2 separate regions of the Homo sapiens genome follow, and region 1 is linked to region 2. The links are chromatin contacts, found by Hi-C or POLR2A ChIA-PET in ENCODE. All regions are on one chromosome and are shown on one strand. The core of a region is the stretch at or near the end of the contact, and the rest is flanking DNA. Distances in the headings are between cores, read along the strand shown. Region 1 holds the start of SOX9-AS1 (SOX9 antisense RNA 1). Region 2 has its middle 8.0 kb from the start of LINC02097.

Region 1 (4,082 bases), core at 73-2,572, 52 kb before region 2:
AGTACCAGATAGCGTCGTAGGTGCGCAATAAATATCTGTTGACTGATCGAATAGATGTCACCTGTGGACGTGTTGCCCGAGTGAGTGCATGTCCCATCACAGCCGCCAGACCTCCCAGCGACAGTTGCGAACACGCGATGCTTGTGCATTCCTGCGTGTGTATTTCTCCCCACACGGGAGCCCGACTTTGGGAAGTTGACCGGCATGTGCCACTCAGGGCTGTGGAATCCCGACTCCGCTAAAACTGCAGACCAAGAGGCCCGTTTCAGTTTTCTTCCCTTTCCTGTTTTCGAAAAAAAGAAAGATGAGGTGGACGGGAGGTGTCGGGTGAGGGGGCGCGAACCTCCAATCTGCCCTGGTGACCTGGCCGGGTCTGGGGGCGTCGGGCGGCTGTAACACAGCAGGGCGCCCCGGGGGTACGGACCGGAGCCCAAGTCAGAGACCAGACCAGCTGGCTTGTCGTGGAGCTGCGGAGCCGATCAGGGAAAAAGGAGGGGTGGGAGTGGAAGGCCCCAGTCCCAAAGGGACAGCGCTCCCAAAGGGAGCGTGCTCTTTTTTCATTCTGGGTTTTGCGAAAATATCTGTCCTTAGCTGTGGCACCGGGGAGCCGCGCGTCATGCGGCTTCCCTCAACTCATCCCTAGAACGCCCTGCGGAAAATTTCCTAGGCCATCTCTTCCCCCTAACGCCCACTCCCACTATTTTAAAAAGTCTTTCAGGCATTTTTAGCTGAAGGTGATTTTGCCTTGGTGATTTAAAAGTAAAGATACAGTAAGCGCTCAACGCAGTGGTGCCTCCTTTGCGACATACTCGGCCGGGGCCACTTCGGCCCCAAGAGCTTCCTCCGCACGAGCAACTGCTCCTCCCCTTCGATCACCTTTCAGTTTAGGTCTATGCAGTCTCAGGTACCGACCAAAGAGGGCTGAGATTCTCAGGATGGTTTTGTGGGGTTTCCCTAGGGGAGGGCAGGCTCAATGGCGATGATTGCATCTCAGCCTGGAGGGATTCTAACCAGCGCTTCCCTCTAAGAGATCCCATTGGGTGGGTGATTATTCCGGATCTTAATCAGAGAAAGTGTCCCCATCAAGCCACGGAAATAGAGGACATGCTTGTAAGGTGCAATTTCGAAGGTAACGGTCAGAGTTAAAGACCAATTATCCTGTCTTCCCTGCGATCCTTTCCGTCTCAACAGGACCCGGGAAGTCCCGGGCAGAGCGCATCTCCCTGGCTCCTGCAAGCTACGGCTTCACCCAGCTTCGTGTTGGGCTCCGTTTTGGTTTTGGAGCGGCGTGAGGGAGTCTCGGGGGCTGGGTCGACTGCCACTGGCCTGAGCTCCGGACTCCGGGGACAGCGCGTCCTGTCCCGAGGGCCTCCCGCCCCCCGGGAAGGCCAAGGTCATGAGGTCAAACCCCAACTTTTGGGCTTCCGCGAGAGTAAAGCCCCCGGATGGTCCTCGGAGCTGTGACGTCACAAAAAGTGCTTGGGGTAGGCGGACCCACGGCTTTGTTAAACAGCCCAGGGGCTTCGGGGAGGAGTGGGGGCCCAAAGCAACTCAGGGACCCGTTGAGCTTCCTGCTTTGTCATTGTTTATTTCAAATTAATTTCATGATGCCTGTCGCTGACTGCAAAGGCTGCAGGAGAGACAGGCTGCCCTCGGGGTCTCTCCCAGCCTAGATAGGCAGACCAGGGATTTTTGAGAAAGCAGAGATTTTTGGTTTTCTTTCTTTCTTTCTTTTGTTTCTCTCTGTGCCATCTTTCTCCCAAGGCCCTTTCTCTCACTGATGTAAAAGGAAGAAGTGGAATAGTAAATGTCTTCTTTTTCTGTCTTCAGCCTTTTGTTTTCCGGATGGGTTGTGAAATTTGGACTGGCCTAGGAGAGGGGACAGTATTCCCCTTCCAAATCATTAAGACCCGGAAAATATAACAGTGTTCCTGTCACTATCTTTTGGATCACATGTGTTTACCCCCACGAGAAAGGGCAGGTTGATTTCTTCCACAGAGTTCTAGGACTGGAACCTGTTACTTTTTCTTCCCTAGTTTCCAGGTTGGCTAAAATGTGAGGGAATCCTGACAGAACACAGACAGAAGGCATCAACTGTATTACAGAAACTGGTCCCCTTTGGGGTCCCCCTAAAGCTCGCAAACTGTTAGCTTTGGTTGGCAAAAGAAGACTTTTTGTCTCATCTGCCTTAATATCCACAGGCAAAGCAGAGACAGATAAACAGTTACTAGTATAATTTAGGGGTAGGGTCACTATAGATTCAAGTATATGGGCATTTAATCTTTCCCCTAAATACTCATTTTCTTGGAGCAGTGGAGACATCTCATAGGTTGAGATGTTTTCCTCAGCAGCCAGGAGAAAAGGTGGTGTCTAACCCTGACGGAGGGGTTGATACTGTACCTGGAAGGTATGCTTTCTACCGTATGATTGGACAGAAAGGCAGAGTAGGTTTGCTCAGATATTCCACCCAGGCGTTCACCCCATCCCCACGCCTCCAGGGTCCACTTCTCCCCAGGGACCTGGCTCTAGAGTTTTCCTAGGGAGCTCCCAGTAGAGCATTAGTTTGAACCCCAACTATATTAAATATATGCTGTATCATGGGCGGCAAAGCAGGCTGTTGCGGGTGCTTGCAAATTTGCAAAGTATGGACGAACACGAGGCTGGGCAGGGATGGGGGGAATGGGGTGGCTACATCTAAATCTTTCTAGGACTCCAGATGACAGAGTAGAGTTCTGGGTAGAGGAAGTACAACGTGGTGGAGACACCATGTCCTTTCCATCCTGTCTTTCCCTGTCACTTGTCATGTCTCTCCCATTTAGCCCAACGTCAAATCATTCTGATTTTTGAATAAATCAATTCAGTGAATATTGCCTGAGGGCTGACAATGTGCCTAAACTTCTGAAGGAGACAAGATTTCATCTCTGCTGTTGTCTCCAGGTCTGGTTTCCCGCAGAATCCAGCCTCTGTCCACGTGAACTCTGCTCTGTCCTCTGGGCTCATAATGTTCTGAGACTCTTGCTGCCTCTTTCATGGATTCCCCTTCTATTTCCCTGAGACGACTCACAGGTCACAGAAAGCTGCCTCCCATCCTTGCGGCTCCATCAAGGTGCTTTGGAGGCAGGTAAAGCGCAGGTAAGGAGTGGCACCCCAAGCTCCTGGCTTGGTGGCAGACTCAGTCCCATCTCTTTCCTCTTGGCCCCAGGAGCCCTGCTGATGCTGTGTTGCCCTTTGACTGGGCCATCTTCTTTCTCCGCCCTCGCCCCTTCTTGGTCCAAGCCCAGAAATGCCTTGTAGTGTGTGGTACGCTTCACTCTCTCTTTGGGGGACATCTGCCAACCAGCACAGTGGTGATGACAGTTTCCAGATGATTTTCCAGGAGCAAAGAAATGTTCTGGGGGAGGAGAGAGTGGCATTGGCCAAACACTGAGTGGGCTGAACATTGTGGTTCCGGAAGAGGCCCAGGGAGGTGGAGTTTCATGAGGCTCAAAGATTTCTTTTTCCTCTTTAGATTCTGCCTAAAGCAAAAGTCACTAATTGCTTTGTATTTTCCTGGCACTTAAATGGTTCTCTGGTTTCTGACTCTCCTCCAGGAACTTAGGTTTTAGGAAAGCAGGGCTTCAGGGTGATATCAGTGGGGACATTTGCCTCTAAGCTCACCTTCCTCAGCTCAGCTAGGCCCAAGGCCTACTTCAGCCAACTCTTGGGTTATTATAGGATCCTCAGCCAAGTGGACTGCACAGTCTGGGCAGAGGATAGAATACAAACTCACCTATTCCCTTCTCCTGTCTCTGGGATTTGCCACTCCAACTTCACTTCTGCTCGAAGCATTTTGATATTTAGTCAGGCAAACCAGGAAGTGCTAGTGAAGTTGTTTTGGAGACTTAAGAATGGGTTCAGGCCAGGCGCGGTGGCTCACGCCCATATTACCAGCACTTTGGGAGCCCGAGGGGGACAAATCACTTGTGGTCAGGAGTTCGAGACCAGCCTGGCCATCGTGGTGAAACCTGGTCTCTACTAAACATACAAAAATTAGCCAGGCGTGGTGGCACATGCCTGTAATCCCAGCTACTCGGGAGGCTGAG
Region 2 (3,774 bases), core at 1,005-3,504:
CCTTCCACTATGATTGTAAGTTTCCTGAGGCCTTGAGCAGATGCCAGCCAGCATCATGCTTCCTTTACAGCCTGCAGAACCATGAGCAATTAAACCTCTTTTCCTTACAAATTAACCAGCCTCAGGTGTTTCTTTATAGCAATGCAAGAACAGGCTAATACAGGGTCCTTGAGATAATTAAATGAATTGATGTTTGATACAGTTTGGCTGTGTCCTCACTCAAATCTCATCTTGAATTGTAGCTCCCATAATTCCCATGTGTTGTGAGAGGGACCCTGTGGGAGGTAATTGAATCATGGGGGTGGGTCTCTCCTGTGCTGATATCGTGATAGTGAATAAGTCTCATGAGATCTGATGGTTTTATAAAGGGGAGTTCCCCCGCACAAGCTCTCTTGCCTGCTGCCTTTGCTCCTCATTTGCCCTCTGCTGTGATTGTGAGGCCTCCCCAGCTATGTGGAACTGTGAGTCAATTAAACCTGTTTCCTTCATAAATTGCTCAATCTCGGGTATGTCTTTATTAATAGCGTGAGAACAGACCAATACAATGCTTTAAAGTCTTAGGGCATAGCCTGGCCATCATAATATTTACTGAGATGAAGAATGTTTAAACATTCCCTATTCAGGTAAGATGTTCAAGATTGAAAGAGATTCCCTCTGACCACTGTCTAAGATGGCGTGGGGGAAACCATCAGGTGACTTTTACAGTCTGCGTTTATGTACCCCATGTGTAAACATGAGGTAACAGAGTGATGGGCCATTTTTTGAAGCACCTTGGAGTCTATTTTCCACTCCATGGCCTATTAGTTTGAGGTGGAGGATGCGGGGAGGGAAGGAAAGACGAGACGTTCCCATTGCTAGATACCTCTGGGGTTTCTATTTTGTTGTTGTTATTGCTTCAGAATGTTGATCTTTCACTCTTTTTTGGATGACAAGAAAGTGATTCATGTTCAAGGGGTGGGGTCCCATCCTCTGTTTCACCGACAGCGAAACTGTCAAAAAACCCATCCTTATAAACACCAACCTGGCAAATGAGACCAAGCCTCCATATGGAAAATCAAAGTAAGGGATTTGGCAGGGAGTTGTAAAGATGGTTTGAATCAGAGGCAGAGACAGCCCATGGATATTGGGGTGGGGGGTTGGGGGCTGTCTGCCCCATCGTGCCAAGAAGGCTGGGAGCTTGGGCCAGTGAGTTTTCATTCTTGGGAGAAGGCAGGCCCTATTTATGGTGGAAGCCAGATCATGGCAGTTCTCTGGTTTAAATTCAGCTCATTGGAGGGTCCTCCAAGCTAATTGGGAAGGAGCCGGCTGTATTTTCTTTCCTGCTTAATAACAAGGGGGAATTGCTTACAGCTCTGGACTTTATTAGGGGGGAATTTGACATTGTTTTGTTGGACAGAGGCTCCATCCAGGGAGCTAATCTCTCACACCTGTTTGGCCTTGTTAAAGAGCCAAGGGGCCCTGGCTTGTTTGCTATTGGTTATTGCAGAGACTGATAAAAAGGGAAGAAACAGACCAGAGAAAGGATGCAGATTTTCCTCCTCAATCTTAACTCTAAAAATCTAGACCTAAAGATGATACAGGTGCCAGTGACAGAGTTAATAAGTCCAATATCAGTGTATGAATTAGGTCCATTCAAAAACGCCAGTGCCCAGGTGTACTGACACGTGTCTGTAGTCCCAGGTACTCAGGAGGCTGAGGTGGGAGGATCCCTTAGGCCCAGGAATTCAAGGCTGCAGTGAGTTAAGATCCCATTACTGCACTCCAGCCTGGGTGAAAAAGATCCCATCTCTAAAAACAAAAAAACAAACCTACAAAATATCCACGAAGCCCCCCTCCCACAAAAACGCCAATGCCCTAAATACTTACAAAGTATCTGTCATTTGCAAGGCATGGTCCTGTGCCAGTAACTTGTGAGTTAAGCAGAGCTCCTACCCTTTGGGGAGTTATACGTTAGTCATCCCAAGAAAACATTGGAACATGTCTCAGGATTCTAGGAAGTTGGGACTCTCAGGAAAAGGGATTCCTTAAGGAACTGATACTGGCTCTTTGCCTAGGCTTTTTCTTTCACTGGAGTAATCTCCAACATTATAGGCTATTTCATAAGTCTGGGGAACCTGGCCCTTTATCCTTTGGGGGAAATTTTACCCTAATTAGTGCTCTTAGAATAATGATTAAGAGAACCTGAAGAAAATACAAGGTGAGCATAAGACACCTGGAGGGAATGGAAAATCCCTCTTCCTGTGGGATGAGCGCATGACAAACCCTGGGGCCTTCTGGTGACCAGTCACACACATTTCCTCTTCTTGTCATGTGAGCTTTGAAGGAGGAGTCCACCAATGCTGGAGTAAGGAGCTCTTTGAACAGCTGAAGGCATAATAAAAAGGTGCTGGCTCTTAGGGATTGAAGAGCAAGGTGTCTTGCACTTTGATTGGTAGCTCCATCTCTGGACTTGAGGTGTCTGGGTTTGTATTTCAACCAGGGCCAGGCCCACATCATTTGTGGGGCTCAGTGAAAAATGCAAATGCCAGGTCCTGGCCAGAAGTCAGCAAGTCATGGGTTCATAACCCCCATCCACAGTAAACTGGAGACCCCCAAGGGGATTGCAACTTCCATCCCAGGACACGCTCAGAACCAGGACTGGGATTGGGTAGAGGCTCCCTCAGAGGTGGGATTGGCTGCTGCCTTCCCCATCTGGAGATATCACAGGGTATGCGTCTGACCCTGAGCCTCCATGGATCTGTGCCCAGCTTCACCACTTACAAGCAGTAAAAGCTTGAGAATGTTACCTAACCTCTTTATGCATCGATTTTTCAGTCACAGTCATGATGATGACAGCAGCTGTCTCAAAGGGATATGGTAGAACATTTAAAACCCTAAGACACTTGAAGTGCTCAGAGCAGTGCCTGCCTCTTAACCAGCAGTACTGTTAACCATTATTATGGATGCAGATTCACCAGTTGCTTTGCTGTGGTAGGGTGTATGCTTGGAGCTGTATATTTTTTTCACCCAGTTCTCCCAAAGGGCTCCGACTTGTTCTCTTTGCTCTCTTATAACCAGTGGCAGGATATTCTAAGATATCTTCTCCAGGCTTTAGGAGGAGAACCATATTAATATAGAACGTAGAATCCTCTGCCCCCTCAATACACACACACACGTACACACATACACAGGCATACATAGTCTTACAACACAAACACACATACTCCCCTCAATAGCATTAAATGCTAAGGTGAGGTTTTTTTTAAAGGGCCCCAAGGAGATGATGGTTCTTTGGGGGTGCTTAAGGGTCCCCATGAGAAGCCAACAGGAGTAACCAACCACTGTCATCCCACCATTCCCATTCAACTACAGAAACTTTTCATTTTCTGTGAGTTGTATTTTACTGTTTCAAATAGAATTTTGCTGGAAAACATAGAGTTTTGCTATTCTGAAAAAAAGTATGAAAACCAGCACTCTAATCAATGATGCTGTAGGACCTTGACTCTGCCATAGTTATTAGTCTATTGAATTTGATTACTCTGGCCAGGGATGCAGTGGCTGAAGTGGGCACACAGTTCAAACCCTGGGCTCTGATATTAAATGCCCTTTACCCAAGGAGGTACAGCCAGTAAGCTTGGTTGGGATTGACAACATGGCTTTCAGATAGGCTCTCTCTCCCCACTGGACTGCCTCCTTGCTTAAACTGAGGTCTAAGAGGGATAGAACTTGCCAGAACAGCTGTTCCAAAAAGTATTTTGACTTTCTCATGAGAATCAGAAGACCTGGGTTCTGTTC

What was found. A loop is a pair of places that touch in the nucleus more often than their neighbours do. ChIA-PET counts read pairs that join two places held with the same protein, here RNA polymerase II (POLR2A). Pooled maps may share reads with other maps.
Region 1: a map of GM12878 shows a loop between it and region 2 (2.4-fold over the local background). The contact joins the promoter of SOX9-AS1 here to the enhancer-like site in region 2. A Hi-C loop is called at or near these places in 3 of 168 maps with a recorded cell type or tissue (GM12878, breast epithelium and mammary epithelial cell), 2 of 37 single-sample maps with no recorded cell type and 2 of 50 pooled maps. POLR2A ChIA-PET finds 5 or more read pairs at or near these places in 4 of 52 experiments (GM10248, HCT116, OCI-LY7 and 1 more).

What each region holds. Positions count from the first base shown.
Region 1 is chr17:72,113,256-72,117,337 of GRCh38, reverse strand. It overlaps SOX9-AS1 (SOX9 antisense RNA 1), which reads left to right and starts at 1,322. Exons shown (of 7, transcript NR_103738.1): 1 at 1,322-1,484; 2 at 2,938-3,132.
Region 2 is chr17:72,062,456-72,066,229 of GRCh38, reverse strand. No RefSeq gene overlaps it. Among named protein-coding and RNA genes, the nearest start is that of LINC02097, 8.0 kb to the left of the region's middle. Within about 2 kb of position 2,254, at least 2 of the 41 ENCODE cell types and tissues checked have a DNase peak (open chromatin) inside an H3K27ac peak, as active enhancers do; they include breast epithelium, where a contact is called at or near this core.